Regions from separate parts of the Mus musculus genome. Here all the other regions are linked to region 1. A link is a loop called in an ENCODE intact Hi-C map of the cell type or tissue named here. Cell type or tissue: heart. All regions are shown on one strand. Each heading gives the region's core, and the rest is flanking DNA. Links, peaks and the distances in the headings are about the cores only.

The links. A loop is a pair of places that touch in the nucleus more often than their neighbours do. Peaks named below come from ENCODE experiments on the same cell type or tissue, not always from the same donor. Only the 100,000 strongest peaks of a DNase experiment are listed, where the experiment ranks them.
Region 2: a loop joins it to region 1, with 2.0 times the contacts of the local background. A loop is called at or near these places in 4 of 42 quality-filtered maps.
Region 3: a loop joins it to region 1, with 2.4 times the contacts of the local background. A loop is called at or near these places in 2 of 42 quality-filtered maps.

The regions. Positions count from the first base shown.
Region 1 is chr12:119,235,738-119,242,032 of GRCm38, forward strand. It overlaps Itgb8 (integrin beta 8), which reads right to left and starts at 2,539. Exons shown (of 14, transcript NM_177290.3): 1 at 1,935-2,539. The coding sequence starts at 2,061. In heart, for the core only: no CTCF peak of the experiment used is centred there; DNase peaks (open chromatin) are centred at 2,234, 2,694 and 3,094; H3K4me3 peaks cover 3,350 bases; H3K27ac peaks cover 2,402 bases.
Region 2 is chr12:119,023,417-119,029,711 of GRCm38, forward strand. No RefSeq gene overlaps it. Among named protein-coding and RNA genes, the nearest start is that of Abcb5, 60 kb to the left of the region's middle. In heart, for the core only: a CTCF peak has its summit at 3,069 (motif pointing right); no DNase peak of the experiment used is centred there; H3K27ac peaks cover 668 bases.
Region 3 is chr12:119,314,258-119,320,552 of GRCm38, forward strand. It overlaps Gm39562 (a long non-coding RNA gene), which reads left to right. Exons shown (of 4, transcript XR_873092.2): 2 at 1-78; 3 at 265-307; 4 at 1,238-1,391. Among named protein-coding and RNA genes, the nearest start is that of Gm46331, 8.8 kb to the right of the region's middle. In heart, for the core only: no CTCF peak of the experiment used is centred there; no DNase peak of the experiment used is centred there.

The sequences.
Region 1 (6,295 bases), core at 370-5,369:
ATTGTTCTTTAAAAATAAAACTGAAGTGATATATAGCTATAGTCTTCTTACTATGGCTTTATTGCCCTCAGCATCTTCTTGGTGTAAACTACTGGGCATGGGAACAAGATTTCCTTTGTAACCGATACCTAAATTTCTATTCTGCTTTAAGCATTTAATTTGCACAGTAAGACCTGTAATTTAAGACTTGTAGCTGTATCACAAAGTACAGCTGTTTATAGTGATCTCTAATTTGCTGAGTAGTACTGGCTATAATTTTTTTTTCATGTTTTAAACTACCATGCAAGTCATTATACATCAGAAGCTTTTGTATATTGACAGGGACTGGGAAAAGGATGCCTTGTTTTGATTTCAGATAAGCATTCACTTTTCAGGTCAGCAGGTGCAAGGCAGCCCATTCATAATACTTGCTTCAAATCAATAATAGTCACTGGATGGAAATATCTTGCTGGTACACAGGAACTTGACTTATCTCTACAAGCACAATGAACTTTTAAAAACCTTTGTTATTAGCAAAGATTAAAGGTGAGTGAGACTTTCTTTGGAACAAAATATATTCTGTTGACATAAGTTTTGGTCAGTTTATTGGTGCGAATGTTTACTAAATCTAGGAGAACACTTTATTTACTGACATAGGGTGGAATTAAGCTCAGTGGAAAATCTGCTGTGGCAAACACATGTTCCATTCAAAAGATACTTGATAAGGAGTGTGACTCTTTCCTTTGTATTAGGTTTCATTTATTTTGAAATCTCAAAGTCTCAAAATAACTACAAAATGAAAGTTGACTCTAGTTTGTCCTGTTTGATACAACTAGGAAAATCTCACCCAAAACTAATGCTAGACAACTATATATGCAATAATTAGAAGAAATTGCCTGGGCTTCTCTATTATAAACTTTTACATATAAGTATTTACTTTAGTTAACTTCAGGAAGAAAGCCAGCACACCAATTTAAAGTAAAGGACTAAATTTCAGTTTTACAACAGAAGTGAGGCTATTAATTAAAACTCCTTTAAGGTTGAGAGACTACAGTAAGTCTCTAATAAAATTTAAGGGATTAGTAACCCGAAGGGAAAAGTAAGTAAGTAAGTAAATAAATAAATAAATAAATAAGGCAATGGTAACTCCATCTGCAAAAAAAAAAAAAAAAAACATTTGGCCTCTATGGTAAATTTAATCCTTAGATTGTTATTATTACTTATTCTGTTTCATGAGTCACCAAGAATACAATGCTAACATGTTAAAGTGCCAAGCCCCCTCTCATGCACTGTCTGACTAGAAATGACTTGGGAAAGGTAGGCATCTATATCTGTTTTACAGATGAAGACAATAAAAGTTTATAGAGAGGTGACCTCTTGGTAACAGAGACCAAACTTAGGGGACAGATCATTTAGCCACAATAATTTAACAATCCCACCCCTCCGCAGGGCAGTGGCTTAAACCATGAATGGATATTCCTCAAGGGCATTAATTCATTCAAGCTGAATGTTATGGCAGAAGAAACTTGTTCTTTCTTAGACCAATAAATGAAAGACTCTTTCCTTTTATAAACCATCTTAGCCACAGGCTCTTAGTGGATGATGCTCCACCCCTAAGGTGAAAAGTTGGGGAATACAGACTATATAGTGATATCCTCAGGAAATACTGGAACCCCCAAACTGCATTCTGTAAGTACAACAGACTCTTTCCCAAACTTCAACTCAAATAAACTTTTCCCAGCACTGTGGACTATTGCTGTCACTTAGGGGTGAAAATGCCTGATACCTGGCTTCTTTATGGAGAACTTTGTTACACACCTGCCCTCCTGAAGTCTCAGCAGGACTGACCAGGACTGACATCTTCCACTTACCTGTCAGGGATGCCCAGGCCATAAGCTCTCAATACCAGCCCAAGACTTTGGGAGAAGGGAAGAAAACAAAGTAAAATAACTTACCACTTTGGCCCAGTCCGAGAACAAGTGAAAATACCCAGGCTGCCCCAAGAACCAAGGCTGGACCTCGCTGGCAGTTGTGCAGAGAGAGCAGTGCAGCAGTCAGAAAAGCCAGGGCCGAGCCGCACATAATGCAAAGCAGCCCGCCCGGTGCCTACTGCCTAGTTGCTTTCCTGATGCGCTCTCCCGACTTGAGAGCGCACCTTGAGGCCCGTGGGCTGCGAGTCCCTAGGACCTTTTCGACAGGCCGGGTTGGCCGACCCAGTTGCTCTCAGTAGGCGATACAGGTATTCGGTCCAGGGCAGCTCTCTGCATCTCAGGGCCCTTAAGGCCCTCCCAGCTCCGCACGGCGGGGCTTGCAGTCTCAACAAAAAGCACCTCCTTGGACAGCCGATGGCCCGCGGGGGCGAAGCAAGTACGGGCTCCACAGTCCGCTCCCAGACAAAGAAAAGAGCTTTTGTTTCTCCCCAGCCGATGGGGCTCTGCTGCATAAATCAGCTTAGCGAAGAGCCAAACACAATCAAACCCAAACAAAGCCTGAGGCTGGGGGGAAAACCACCCTAATGTAATTCACAGGGTGATGCTGCTTTAGTGGGAGGGGACGGCTAGAAGGCCAAGGGGGTGGGGGAGTTGCTGGCGCATCAGTCGGTGCTAGCTTCTTCCACAGGTGGGCAGGGAGGCCAACTCCACTTAGTCGCAGCTAGCAGAGGTTCAGGCGGCAGCGTTCCGATTGGCGGGAGAGGAGACACGGGTGCCAGCAGCTTGGGGAAGCAGCTCCGCGAGCTCCCTAGAAGCTCCTGTCTGCACTCGCGGGCAACCAACAAGGCATCCCAGTTGCTTACTGGGCTAGAAGGGGATGTTCCATGCACCTCGCTGGGAGGGAGCTGCGTACCCTTGTCCTTTCTCGGACTCTGTCGGCTCAGGCGTCTGGCCACCCAGAACCCTGGCAGCTGATGCGTTCTGGGATGAGAGGGAAGAGAGGCAGGCGATGGGCAGGGATGGGGTGATCTAGTTCTGTGGTCCCCCGTGGGGGCTCCCAGCTTTCGGGTGGCTGGGCGTGCTCCGAGCTGAGAGTTGCTAGGAAACCTCCCCACGCTACAGTGCTCCTTGCTTGGGTCGCCAGCAAGCGCAGTGGCGGCCCAGGACAGCAGCAGCAGCAGAAGCAGCAAACAGCTCCAGCTCGGAGTAGCGTGGGCGGGACATTGGTGAGGCATGAAGTCACCGCGGCCCACACTCGCTCTTTGTTTTGCTCACTCCAGCTCTTTTTTCTCCCCCCTCGAATCTAATAGTTGCCATTCCCATCGTTCTCAAGAATTCCTGGTGCGTAGTGGCGCAACAGGAATCGCATGCTGAGTTCTCTTTTCTCTCACCCCCTCGCCCCCCAATTCTGAGTTCCAACGCTTCCATAACGGTATAGGTGGAAAACTTCTCGCAGCTCGAGTGGCAGCATGAACCCCAACATTTCATCCTCTTGCCGCGTGCTCCTTTGTTCAGGAATCCTTACTGGCCCGCAGCTGCTGAATACAAAGTAGATTTCGGGGGCCTCTCCCCTCCCCCAACACTGCTCTCAGAGTATTCACTGCCCGCTTTCCTTGCAGCCTTAAGACCTTGCCCTGTGTCTGATCCCAAATCTGTCTGAGGTCTTCCCAGACTTTGGAGATTTAGACAAGATGTATTCTACTGTCAGATATATTTCGTTGTTCCTTTTGTAGACCCTCAGCCCTGAAAGGGGCAGCCTAGCTTTTTCCCAGGGTCTGTTTGTGGTTCTTTGGCCTTTTGTTGGTTACAATGGATCTTTTGACCTTAAACGCCACCTTCTCAGTAAAAGGAAACAAGAAGTTGCAGATGGCAGCAGAAGAGTGAATGAATACAAGCTTGCAATTCAGTTTTGCAGTTTTGGGTGAGGCTAAAGCGTTGCTAAACTGGACAGCCAAGGAAGTAGTAGCATTGCCTCTCCAGGTCTTGTCAGCGCCCTCGACACCTTAAGGAGAAGGAAGAAACACAGTTCTCTAGGTTTGGGAAAGAGCTCCTTTTCTAATTTGATACTGGAGACCTTGGCTCCTAGTTTCCCCTAGAGCCCAATAATTTTCATTGTATTGAAGTTCAGTTCGACTTTTTTTTACTAGTGGCTTACACAACACCACTTTTTTCAGGCATCAGACCCAGTCCAGCCAGGTCAAGGTGAACTATAGGGGATTTTTTTCTCCTTAATTGTTTCCGGCTTCTTATTTGGAGTAAAGAAAACAAGTAGGAGGTCCCACCAACCCTCCTCTTTAAAAAACTTCTTTCTGTTTTCTAATTGTTGACAGTGAATGGAAAGTACCTGGTTAATAAACCACAACATCAAAAACTCCCCTTTCTTCAGGTGTGGACTGTACATTGGACTAACAGTAAAGCCAGGAACCTAGTTAGTAAAGTGCCCTAGATCTGTTAAGGAGGATCATTTGTGAAGCTAAGGGGGCAATCCATACTTCAACGACTGATGTCAGTCAACACAACTCCAAGCCACTGTACTTCATTTTCAAATTTTCATTCTTTGGTTTTTCAAATTTCTTCCTGGATATCTTCATTGAGATGTAGCTACTGTAAAGTAGCTGAGATAGGTTGGAACAAAAACATAGCATAGTGAAGATATGGTTAGAGCCACTTCAGCTGGGAAGTGTGTTTATTTTCTTGAAATTATGTGACAAACCTAGGCAATGCAGCAACCCTTGAGGCATTGCAAAGCTCTGACAAAGATAACAAGTTAATCTCAATAGCATCCAGTCTGCCTTGTGAAATTACTGATACATTAATGTTTCAGTCAACCTGCTTTTACATCAGAAATGACAGTTACAATACTAAATGAGACAGAAGCTTATACAATAAGAATGGATGAAATTTTGTGAAACTGCTAAAGTATATAATTTTATATTGTTAGGTGTTCATATACTTTACATCTGAACTCAAACCTACTGTGTGAAAAGATAAAACAATGAAATAAATTTGTTTCGGAAAGGTTGAAAGTCATTCAAAAGACAGCCATTTCTGGCCACGAAATACATGCCAGAGTTTGGGGGTAGACTGCAGTTGGTAAATGTCACACAAGCATGAGGTCTTGAATTTGGATCCCCACAACCTACATAAAAAGCTTGGCATGGGACCCCCTTCCCCGAGCTCCAGAGGACCAGACGGATTTCCAAAGCTCATTGACCAGACAGCTGAATCCATTAGTTCCAGGTTGAATGAAAGAGCTTGTCTTAAAAAACCAAAAAAACAAAAGCAAAAGATGGATTGAAATTGAGAAAAGCATCCAATAAGAGAAATCGAGAAAAGTGTTCAGAGTCAACCTCTACCCACTGTCCACAGGCATGCACTCACATATGCATATATATGCCATGATACATGTTTATTGGCACACTGACAAGTTGCCTCAGTTTTGTTTCCTGTTGCTGTCATATAAATACTTTCACGAGATCAACCTAAGAAAAGGTTTGCTAGTCTCTCAATTGAAGGTGACAGTCCATTATTTCAAGGAAAAATCAAGTTGACAGAAACTTCAAAGAGCAAATCACTCAGGGCAAGCAATACCCAGGGTCCCCTCTCCTTTCATTCACTCCAGGCCAGAACATGAAAAGGTGCTGCCTACATCCAGGGGGAGCCTTTCCACATCAATGAACCCAATTAAGAAAATCCCTCTCAGACAAAGCCAATGAAGAGAATCCCTCATTCTGACTCCTTTCTCAAGTGAATCTAGATAGTGTCAAGCTGACAAAATGAACAACCACCACACAAGTACATACACAACACAGGTACCACTATGCATTCATCCAAAACTCCCCAATGCCAATTCTTAAAGGTTATTGAACAATCACAGCATTATTTGCCACTAATTTTCTGTTGGAAAGAGAGTATAATTCTGGTTATCAAAATAAAAATAAAATAATGTGCTAGACAATAGACTGTGAGCCTATAGATATGAGGAAGACATCTGAACATTTTTGGTTATGAAAATATAATTACTCCTGAAATTCTGCAGTTCATCCTTGAGTTTTCTTATAATAAATGTAACAAATAACCTAGGGACAAAAGGTGTACTTGTATTGAGTAAATGTCACTGGCTACATAACTTATAATTTCTCTTGTAAAAAAAAGGGGGGGCATGATACTATAAAGAAATACAGTATTATCTCCATTGTTACCTGAAGTTTAACAAAGAAAAATGTTCAAGATGATGACTAATTCCTGTTTTCTATCATGTTTCTCGCTTTGACATTTCTGATAGCTAATTTTTCATCATTTTCAGTAATGAGAGCAAATTAAAGTCATAGATAGTCTAAAATAAGATTCTAGCTATTCATTCCAGCCTTTGAACCATTAGACTC
Region 2 (6,295 bases), core at 652-5,651, 210 kb before region 1:
TGGCAAGGTCTTTAATCCATTTTGTGCTAAGCTTTATGTATGGTGCAATGCAATGTAACTCTCTTCCTTCACATATGCAGTTCCCGTTTGAGTCGCCATGCTTTCCACATTTCATGGTTTTGGAATCCTCACTGAAGATTAACTGAGCTAGGCTCCAGGATTAATTTGTGTGGTCTGTTACATTTTTCTGTACACACACACTTGTGCCAGTACCACACTGTTTAGATTACTGTTCTAAAACTATTCAAAATTAGGAAGTGTGAGACCTCTATTCTTTTACAGTGTAAATTTATATACTTGGGAGTTTTTTGGTGGTTCCTTATGAATTTCAGAATTTTTTCTGTTTCTATAAAAATAACTGTGATTTTGATAGGTATTGCATTTAATTTGCTTACTTCTTCACAAGTATGGAAATAATAAGCAAATATAGTTTCCAACAGGTTTGCTTGCTGCTTCTTCCGTCTCATCTGTGTCCATGGTTTTCAGAGTTCATATCTTTCACCTCCCTAAGTTCATTCCTAAGTATCTGACTGTTTGGGCACTACTATAAGTGATACTGCTTTTCTTAATTTCCTGTTTAGTTTGCTTATCCTTGTCAGTCATACAGTTAGAATGTTTTGTTTGTTTTGCCTTGTTTCTTTCAACTTTGATAAGTTTTTTTTTATTAGTTATAATAGGGTTTTTCTTTTTGGCATGTATAGAATGTTTGGGAGTTTCTAAGGATAATGTCATGTAATATCATCCAAGCACAGTGGTAATTTTACTTCTTTCTTTATTTGGAATCTTTTTTTGGCCTGCCTCCCCCTCTTTTTCTTGCTTAACATTCTGGCTTGGAATTCCATGCTAGGCACGTAGGAGTAGAAAGACCAGGCTTTCCTGTTCTGTTCTTGATCTTGCTTGAAAACACATGAGCCTTTTCCCATTGACTATGGTATTGGCTCTGGTTCCCCATCCCTATATATAGTCTTTATTATGCTGATGTAGTATCCTGTTTTTAGTTTGTTGAGTGTTTTCATTATGACTAGATGTTGAATTTGGAAAAATAACATTCTGCATCAGTTCAGATTATAATGTGGTTTCCTGGTCTTTCATTTAGTTAATACTACATCATTAATATTTGTGTGTTGAACCATATTTGTGCTATGGGAATAAATTACACTTTGTCATGAGGCATAACCCTTTTAATGTCATGCTCAATTAAATTTGTTGATATTTTGTTGATTATTTCTGCTGTATGTTCATCAGGGATACAGGTTTATGGTTTTGTTTTCTTGCAGTGTGTTTGCCTGTCACGTATATCTAGATTATACTGTCTCATAAAATGAGTTTGGGAGTTGTCTTAGCTTATTTTCTGTTATGGCAACAGGATCCTAGACAGAAGCTTTGTGCTAGAAGAGATTTATTTTTTGATAAATAATAGTTGGAGCCTGAATATCCAAGTTTGGGTAGTCAAATTTACTGAGTATTACATGGTTATGATACAATACAACAGAAGATACCCCACAGCAAAGGTAGAAATCAAGGAGCTCAGAGGGGCCTTTCATACACCCCATCATCTACAATATCTACCTGGATCCAACACACTCTGTGGGACCACCATTAATGCTGCTGGCTCAGTGTGATCATGACCCAGTCACTTCTCACTAACCCCCATTTCTTAAAGGTCTGATCACTTCTCAGTAACTCCCAAGCTTCCAGCACACGATCCTTTAGAAGAGACTATCAAATCCGTCAAAGAAATGTCCCCTTATTTTCATTTTTTTTGAAGATTTTGAGAAGAATTGCCTTTAATTATTCTTTAAATATTTTGTGGAATTTTCTGGTGAAGTCATTTGGTTCTGGGCTTTTCTTTGTTGGGATGTTTTGTTTTGTTTTTTTAATATGTCACCATCTTACTTACAGGACTGCTTAGACTTTCTGTTTTATCAGGTACAAGTTGTGTTGGGTGGTATGTTTCTAGAAATTTAAGCATCATTTATAGTCATTTCTTTTAGTTTATCTGACTCAGTATAAAGTGTTTTCAAACTATTCTGCCATCGCCCTCTTAATTCTGTCACATCACCTACATGGTTCCTTCTAATTTCTGATTTTAATTTATTTTTTATCTCTCTCAATCTGAGTAAGTATCTACTTACTTTGTAGATAGCTAATAGTTGAGAGAACACTCTTGGAGTGTTTGTCCTGTCTGTAAAATGGGCCAAGCATGTTCTGTGCAGGCTGCTGAGCCTCAGAGACAGCATGTCACTTCTTCTTTACAGCCTTTTACTTGGTGCTTAATAAATAGCATTGAGTCAGGGAAATTCTGTAATAAATTCTGCATCTATTTTATCCATTATAAAAAATCAAAGCCTTTAATCCTCATAGCTCTTCACACCCACTTCTTAGAAAGTGTGACTCTTGCCTCTGCTGTGTGTGTGTGTGTGTGTGTGTGTGTGTGTGTTGTTTGTTTGTTTTGTTTTTGTGTTATTTTCCTCTTACCTATATGGCACTTTGTTATGCATGTTTAATATTTTTGAAAAATAATTTATTTATTATTATTTTATGTACATTGGTGTTTTGTCTATATGCATATCTGTATAGGGTATTTGATCATGTAGTTACAAACAATTTGTGAGCTACCATGTGGGTGTTGGGAATTCAGCTCAGGTCCTTTGGCAGAGTAGTCAGTGTTCTTAACCACTGAGTCATCTCTCCTACTCCTGCATGTTTAATTCTATAAAGACAAATTACTTGGGGTTGGAGAGATGGCTCATTCATTGCTGCTCCTCCAGGGGATTTAGGGCTTGATTCTCAGCACCTACATGATGCCTCCCAACATCTATAATTTCAATTTCAGGGGATTTGATGCTCTCTTCTGACCTTTGAGAGCATCAATACACATGTGACAAAACATCCAATACACATAAAAATAAAATTAAAATTAAAAAGAAAAAGACAGGCTACTTTTACAAACCTTCCGTTGTTAACTCTATTTTTAAAAATCTAAAGTATTTAAAAGATTTCCTTTCTTTTATGCATATGGCATTTTGCCTGCATGTATGCATGTGCATCATGTGAATGCAGTGTCTGCAGAAGCCAGAAGATGGCACCAGACTCCCTGGAACTAGAGTTATGGATGTTTGTGAGCTGCCATGTTACAGGAACCAAATCCCATGTGCAAGAGCAGCAGGTGTCTTAACTGCCAAATCCTCTCCCAAACCACTAAGAACTCTTGTCCTATACTAGTGGTGATAACTTGGTAGAGAACTTTTTTTCTAAGCTGATTAGAAACAAAAATCTTTCCTTTTACTATAATAATTCCAGTGTTTCCACTTACAATGAAACCTTTTGTGTAACTGTCTCATAAACCTCAGAAGCTTCAATCTGTGTATCTGCATTTGCAGGATGTAGTTTTACCATTTTGGAAGAAGGGAAACCTTTCTTTTTCCTTTGACTTCTCATGTGTGTTTGTTTGAAAGTCTCTTGTTTGAATTACAGCTTGATTAGACATAGCTGACTTTTAATTTTGACCCAGTTAAGGACTCTGAAAACAATTATAGGCACAGATAACAAATATTAATTTTTTATATTAAATTCTAACTCCCAAAACAGCATTTGGGTTCATGGACAAAGAAAAATTCACTGAATCCCTTGATGGAAATTTATATTCAATGCATTATTGGCATTATTATTATTCTGTGACACAGGCAAAGATTTACCATTAGACAAAGGAGAATGGTACCTGAGTATACAGAGGAATAAGCATTATTACACTTTTTGAAAGTTATTCAAGTTAATTGCAAAGGTAGCAGAAAGTTCAGCATCCTCTTTGTTGGATCTTATTATTTTTATATGAGAGTAATATTAAAGGCACTCGATTTAAATTGCTCCTGTCAGCCTTTACTATGCCCACAAACAACCTTCAAACCTTAGCCATGGGTTGTAGTTTTGTTGGTCCCATTTGGCCTTCATGTGCTTCTAATGCCTGATAAGCACCCATGGTGTGAGGCCTACTGTTCTCATTGTGGAGAAGCCCTGAGGACATAAATAAACCACAAATTCATATGACATTCCTTTAGTCAAAGCAAGTCACCAAGCCAAGCCTGAATTAATAGTACAATTAATTCTGTCTCTTGGAAAGCCCAGCAAGGATTGGAAAGTACTCATTCACAGTAATTCAGTCCCTAGCAAGAAACTACCCTATGAATTCTGCTGAGCTTCCATGCAATCCTGTAACATGTACAACATGTCGGCTTATAAATGTCAGACTACAAATATCTCATTTCTAGTGAAAGAACTTTATAAACACAAGATAATTTTGGGACATAGATTTCTTAATTCAAAACGATGCTACATGTCAACTCTGGAAAGTAGGACTCAAAGTGGAGCTGTGGGTTGTTGACCCCTCCTGCTCCTTCAGTGTCTCTGTACTCTTTTCTCTGCCTTCCTGGAAATCCCTGAGAGGATTCTGCAAAGTATATCTTGAAAATCACCAGTGTCTTGCTTCTTGGAGCAGACTCCACAGATGGTAAGAGGTGTTGGGTTACAAAGCGTGCAAAATGTTTGGGTGGGTTGGGAAATGTTAAGCAGAGCTGCAGGAATTCTCGGAAGCTTTAGAGTGTTGATGTTCCTTTAGAACTATTCGGGAATGCAGGTCTCAGAATTCCCAAAGCTTTTCTGAAGCAGCTCACTGTTTTAGATCATATCTTAGAGAAGACTATACTAAACAATGCTTTCTGGTAAAAGTATATATTTTTGTAGAAGTATATATCTGGCGCAGAGACCCAGGACAGGACTACTGTCTGAATTTTTCCTCATTTGGTTAGTTGCATTAGGAGTCTCCTTTTGGTCATGTTCTTGGGCTTCTTCCTATGACCTAGGCATACTTGGGCAATGATGTAAATGCTTTTGTGGGTATTTTAACCTTTGAGAACAATAAGCCTGGTTAATGCCTTTGTTTGGAATCAATGTGAAAGACATTGAGTGACCATGAGTGATTGGTTTCACAAAATGAAGGATTGTGTGAGCTGACCTGAAGTAACTGTGGTCATCGCCCACAGCATTAGCAAGCACTCAGGGATTCCCCTCTGATGCATTTGAAGCTTCATTCATGAAGAAAATTATAGATGTTGAAAACTGTAATTTCCCATAATACACCAAAATACACAAATTACTAATTTTCCCCCCTTTTGGTTCACAAACAAGTGGCTGTTGTTAATCTGTGTAATTTGTGTCCTAGGTTACTTGTTTGCAAAGCTCCCTAGACTGGCTCATATATCATTAGAAGGTAAATTTGAGTCCAGTTCTTATCCAGAGTTTCATAGGAAGGGTACATTCTCAAAAACCTGATGGCATAAGTAGTACAGATCCAAATTCCTGTTTTAGAAATGCGTATTATTAGCACTACATATGGATGGAAGAATATTCATGGAGAAACAGACTCTGGAAGCCTCTCCTTCCTCTTTTCCTCTTAGGTTGCTAACGTTTTGTGAAATATTAACTAACTGCTGTCATATGAGGACAATGACAATTAAGAACCCTGCAGTGAGGTGTGAAAGGGTGAACTCACCTTCACTCCCTTGCACCCAATTCTGTTTTAAGTAGGCCTTGTTTATTTCCCCTTCTACCAGGAGAATTTTCATATTTCATAAAAATAAACTTTTTGAAAGGAGAGCCTTAATTATTTGTATTAGCCATTGTACAGTAATGCTTCTAGTAATGTATCAATGTAATTACAGTAATTACTTCATAATAAACATGCACATATGTAATATATATAAATAAAATATAAAATGAAGTTTTAATTTATACTTAAAATATTAAAAAAGAATTGCTGATGTTTCTCTATTACTTCTTCTTAGATTAATACAATTTCCTCAGAAATATCACTTTTAAATCTTCTAACTTAAAGTTTTTAATATCTTCTCTCTTCCATCATAATAGTTTCAATGACATGTAAGAAAAGACCTATTATCTAGTGACCAGCTTACTCAGGCAACTCAAGCTCATAGGCTACAGACTGTGCTTGTGTAAGGTAGACCAATGTAAGGGGGCCCAGAGAGCTCAGAAAAATGCTCTTAGAAAAATGTGCCTATTGTCTAGGCAGGACCACACCCAGTTTCTCCCCATGGGATGGTAATCTGGAGTCAGCCACTTCCTGGGAGAAGGAGAAATAAACAAAGCCTGCTTAAAGTAGAATTGGGTACAGCAAAGGTGAATTTGTCCTAGTAGACCTGTGAGGAGAAATCCCTATTTAGCATCTCCTGTACATGCCTGATGGGAGCATGTATATGCTTAAAATTATGAGATGTATTGA
Region 3 (6,295 bases), core at 652-5,651, 79 kb after region 1:
GATGAAGAGATATTTCAGAAGACAATGGTTCTACCTACTTTGCCTTATGACCTAGGTTTGATCCCTAGCTTCCACATGGTAAAGATAACTGATTACTTCAAGTTGTTCTCTTCCCTCCATATACGTGCCATGGCATGAACATGCGCGCGCGCACACACATACACACACACACACACACACACACACACACACACACAATATTAAAAGAAATTAAAATTAAAATTGTCAAATTTATCATTAAAGTGATATTCTTATCTATTTCAGATTTCAGATTCCATGGTGAAATGTTGTGATTGGTCCCAATAAGGTACTTCACAATACTTCCTCATTGCCCCCAAATACAACCTAAAATAGTATGTTTCACTTAGTTCTTGTCACTTTTTAAGTTTTTTCCCTTTTATCATAGAGACGTTTTCTACTTCCATTTTCCTTAATTTTGATGTTTCTGAAAAGGGCATGTTATTTTAAAAAGTGTCCTCTCAGTTGTGTTTTCCCATATCTTCTTGATAGATCTTGGATTTAGAGTTTGGACCACAGAAGCATAAAATAATGTTTTATCTTTCTAAGAGCAAACAGAGAACACATGACATCAATCTGTCTAGTGATTCTTCTAAACCATTTATTAACAGTCTCCCATAGAACTCATAGATTCTTATTTTATTTAGCAGTTGTAGCCACTGGAATATTTATTTCATGTTTACCATATCCCATATTTGGCCAGGAGAAGCTGGCTCCATTATTTCTTTATTATATGACATCAGTGTTTAAGAATTTCTCACTGTCTGACACAGGATATAAAGTTCATATTTACTTTGCCTTGGCCCTCAAATCAGCCATTTCTTTACAAAGTTTTGATTGTTGGGGAAAATGATTTAGAAATTAATATCTGGACATTTGATAAGGCCTTGCCATGGGAGCCTTCTCAACACATCTTGGAAATGAAATGCCAGTGTTAGTAAGTAACGTTTAGCTAAAGCTTAAGATCTGCATGTAACTTTAAACACAGAACTTATGTACAGTGAAACTAAATAGCAACATATATGTAATCAAAGGATTTCCTCAAAGTGTCTGGTCATCCCAACCCTTGCTGAAGGGTAGTTTTTAATTTACCTTATATAATATATTATTTCAAGCATTATGAAATAATGTCCCAAAGAAAAAGCACAAAGGAGTAACAGTTTACTTAGTCTCCCAGTTTTAGAAGTGTCTATCTAAGGTCAGTGGGTCATTCCTTTAGGCTCTAAGTGAGGCTTGACATCTATAAAAAACCTGTGCGGAGAGAAGGCTGCTCACAAAGACAGACTGGGGATTGGAAGATGAGAAGAAGCAGAAGGATAAGGCAGAGGGAAGAAGAAGAGGAAGTGAAAAAGCAGGAGAAACATGGACAGGATACCCGGTAATGTACTTACAGCTTTTTAACGAAATTTTTATTAGATATTTTCCTTATTTACATTTCAAATGTTATCCCCTTTCCTAGTTTCCTCTCCAAAAATCCCGGATCCTCTCTGCCCTCCCCCTGACCCCCCACCCATCCACTCCCACATCTTGGCTCAGGCATTCCCCCAGTGGGCATAGAATCTTCACAGAACCAAGGGTCTCTCTTCCCATTGACTAGGCCATCCTCTGCTACATATGCAGCTAGAGCCACGAGTCTCTCTGTGTGTTTTCTTTGATTGGTGGTTTAGTCCCAAGGAGCCTGGGGTTACTGGTTAGTTTATATTGTTGTTCCTCCTAAGGGGCTTCAAACCCCTTCAGCTCTTTGGGTACTTTCTCTAGCTTCTTCATTGGGTACCCTGTGCTCCATCTAATGGATGACTGTGAGCATCCAGTTCTCTATTAGTCAGGCACTGTTAGAGCCTCTCAGGAGACAGCTATATCAGGCTCCTGTCAGCAAGCTCTTGTTGGCATCTACAATAGTGTCTGGGTTTGGTGGTTGTTTATGGGATGGATCCCCAGGTAGGGCAGTTTCTGGATGGTCATTCCTTCAGTCTCTGCTCTGAACTTTGTCTCTGTAACTCCTTCCATGAGTATTTTGTTCCCCCTTCTAAGAAGGAATGAAGTGTCCACATTTTGCTCTTCCTTCTTCTTGAGTTTCATGTGTTTTGCAAAATATATCTTGGGTATAGTGAGCTTCTGGGCTAACATCCACTTATCAGTGTGTGTTCTTTTGTGATTGGGTTACCTCACTTAGGATGATATCCTCCAGATCCATCCATTTGTATAAGAATTTTATGAATTCATTGTTTTTAATAGCTGAGTAGTACTCCATTGTGTAAATGTACCACATTTTCTGTATCCATTCTTCTGTTGAGGGACATCTGGGTTCTTTCCAGCTTATTGCTATTTTAAATAAGGCTGCTATGAATATAGTGGAGCATGTGTCCTTATTACATGTTGAAGCATCTTTTGGGTATAAGTCCAGAAGTGGTATTGCTGGATCTTCCGGTAGAACTATGTTCAATTTTCTGAGGAACTGCCAAATTGATTTTTTTCTTACAGTTTCTAACATCCCAATGTTATCATCCATCTATGGACTCACATTAGATCCATCCACTGTGTAGGTCACAGCCCCCATAGTCAAATTATTTCCTAAAATATGAATTTTCTCTATTAGTGGCCAGGCCTTCAACACAGGAGCCCTTTGCACGATACTTAATATTCAAACATAAGCACCTTACCTAAATTGTCAAAATGATCCTCATGTCTGATTAGTACACAACAAATTTGTAAAGAAATACAGTATACATATTTCTGTGTTGAGAGTTTTTAAAGAAGTTTTAATTCACATAAGCAATTTTAACATTTACATTTACTTACTGAAAATTAAATTTAGAACAAATTTAAATTTAGTGGGGAAAACCCATTAGTTAGGACTTCCTTTTACTTTTTCTAACTCTTAAGTTACAAATTATTAAATCTCAAGTAAGAATTCCTTAGAGTCAAGAAGCACTTATCTCTTTATTTTGTTAGAATCATCATGGTATAAAATGTGGAAATAGAAAAATTCAGATATCAGTTCTTTCTTTCTTTCTTTCTTTCTTTCTTTCTTTCTTTCTTTCTTTCTTTCTTCCTTCCTTCCTTTCTTTTTTTTTTTTTCTTTTTGGGACTGGGTTTCTCTGTGTAGCACTGGCTGTCCTGGAACTCACTTTGTAGACCAGGCTGGCCTTGAACTCAGAAATCTGCCTGCCTCTGCCTCCCGAGTGCTGGGATTAAAGGTGTGTGCCACCACGCCCGGCTCAAATATCAGCTTTTTCGTGTTGTTATTTGCTTGTTTATTATGAAGAAATTGTAATAGCCAAAGATGGCTCTGACATTGTTGAGTCAAAGAGAGGTGTCCTGAGCAATGAAAAACAGCAAATGGAAGAGGAACCAAGGAAGGAAAAGAGGGAGTTAATAACCCAAGAGGACATCATTTTGAAACAGTGGAGAGTACATGCTTACTGATTGTATCCATCTCATTGAAATCAAATGGAAACACATTAAAACTAAAAACAAAACAAAAAAAATTATACTGCTTATTACCAATGCAGAATGAATGTTTGTTGACCAGGATGACAAAAATAAAGATGTACTCAATGGCAAATAACAGCTATGTCTGAATTGTCTCTTGTGCAGATATTATGTCTGATGAGGAGTAGTGAAAAACAAGACCTGTAGGAGGTACAATAGCCATGATGCTCTTGAGGTGGAGGAAATGGAAGGAACTAAAACTGTTCTCTTGGGAGGACAGACTGGGTGAAGAGTGGAAAAGCCAACTTTGCATGTATTTAGGATATGATATGAAAGGATTTGCTTTATTGTATTTGTAGACATCAACTAACAGCACTAACAATACATTGTATGTGTGTTTGAAGCAGGCTGTAATGCAGTGTAATGGGACCTCATACAGTGATTGCGCTTGAGTTTGACCTTGTGGGCAAATACTTTTTCGTTTCTTTACATATGAAGTTCCCTTCTCATCAAAGGCTTATGTTGTTCCAATGTCATGTTTAGAGGTATCATGCTCAGTAATATCATCCGGAATTTGGCATATTCAGTGCTTACTCAATAATAGAATTGAGATTGATAGCATTATTCCACATAGACTGTGAGGCAGGGTCGTTTAGACACTCTGGGTCACTGAAGGCAACCCCTTTGGGATGTATCTTCTACCTGAGCCTACCTGTTCATACTGCCTGTTTTTAGGCCACCAAGAGCAAATAGCTTTGCTCCATTCCCTGCCTCCTGCTATTATGTTCTGTATTATCACACAGGACAGAAAAAACTGAACCAAGTGACAATGTCAAGACTTAACAAAAACACCTTTGATTCATATGTGTGGAGTATGTTCTCAGTATAAACTTCAATCTTGGATATCTCTAAAAAGATATTTAAAACCATTTCCTTGAAGTAGGTTTCTGGATAGTGAAAGAATTAAATCTATGCTTGGCATAGTTAAGAAAAGAATAAATGATTTCTAAATAGTTGTTGAAATAAAATGAATTAATCATCCTAGTAAGTCTTAGTGTAAAATATATTTTATGACATTTTAAAAGTTTCAAAATGATAATCCATGTTTGCTTCTATGTGCTAACACTCCATTAATTATAGCATCTGATTACCTTATTCTTCAAACATGCCAGATAAAGTTTACTTAACTCTTTTTTTTTAAAAATCTGCTAAAAATTATCAAACAGACTAACATCTGTTTTGCATTATGATATGAGTCAGCCTTCTGCTGTTCCTCCACCCGCATGTACACTCTCACACACTCAGACTCATTCATGCCAGTGCTATGCTTTATTGTCCTGACTTTCCACATACTTCTACATACATGTTGGATGCAACTCTTAGCTTTATAGTTTCATATTCATGAACTTGTGTGTTGACCTATATACAATAGAGAGATGAAAGGAGGAAGATGGGGGTGGGGTGGGGGGAAGGAATGGAGTGGCATTAAGATAAAGTCTTGTCAACCTCCTAACATAATAAGACCTGACAGTTGTTGAGTGTTTTGTGTTAAACAACATACCAAGTATTCTACATAATTTGTCTCACTATGCTGTCAGAACAACTCTTTTGAAAGTGTATTGCTATTTTCATTTTTAAAATCTAATAGTTAATACTGTGGTAAATGAAATCTTACAGTTGTTCAGTATGAATGGAAATTTTCTTAATTCCTTTATTGCCTAGTCGGTAATGTCACATAAATAGCATTTTTTACCTATTTCCATTCTACATCCAAGCTTATGCCTCCAAATCATGTATTTTTTCCCTATATCTTTTTCTGTGTGTTAAAGGAAAGTAGTTCTCTGATGGGACTTCAAATCCCATGACACCATGGGATTTTTGCAAATGCATAGAAACATTTGAAATTGTTAAACTGAGAAGGTGTTCCCAGCAGAGGCCAAGATTCTCTACATCTCACAGTGTACTGGGTAACTCCTAACAAAGTTATATGGCCTAATATGTTCACAGTAAAAAGACTAAGAAACAAAGGACCCAGATATAGCTGTCTCTTGTGAGACTATGCCAGGGCCTAGAAAACACAGAAGTGGATGCTCACAGTCAGCTATTGGATGGATCACAGGGCCCCCAATGGAGGAGCTAGAGAAAATACCCAAGGAGCTAAAGGGGTCTGCAACCTTATAGGTGGAACAACAATATGAACTAACCAGTACCCCCCAGAGCTCTTGCTTCTAGCTGCATATGTATCAGAAGATGGCCTAGTCGGACATCATTGGAAAGAGAGGCAATGGGTCTTGCAAAATTTATATGCCTCAGTACAGGGGAATGTCAGGGCCAAGAAGTGGGAGTGTGTGGGTAGGGGAGTGGGGGGGGGAGGGTATGGGGGACTTTTGGGATAGCATTGGAAATGTAAATGAAGAAAATACCTAATTAAAAAAAAGACTAAGAAACTTATCTAGAGAGAGAAGTTCTTGAAGAGAAATGTCAATATTTGTAATTGTATTTTCATAATATTTATTTATCTTTGAGGGCTCCTTTTAGGATGTTAGAAATAATGGCTATTAGAACATTTCAGGACTCCCTTGGGCTGTTACACTGACTTACAAAGCATGCAACCTTAATTGTTGTTCAGATAATAGAATTTCTGCATTGTTCTTGATTCCAAACAGTGTGTTTTCAAAGTGTCATATTAGCATCTGGTGATCAATACATTATATAATATATATAGCAATTTGGACAAGATAACTTTTATGAAATCATCTCTACCAGCTTGTCTGACTTCATTTATATTATTCTGGGGATGAGGTAAAGTTACCAGAAAAAGTGAACACACCTTCTCTATATGTCA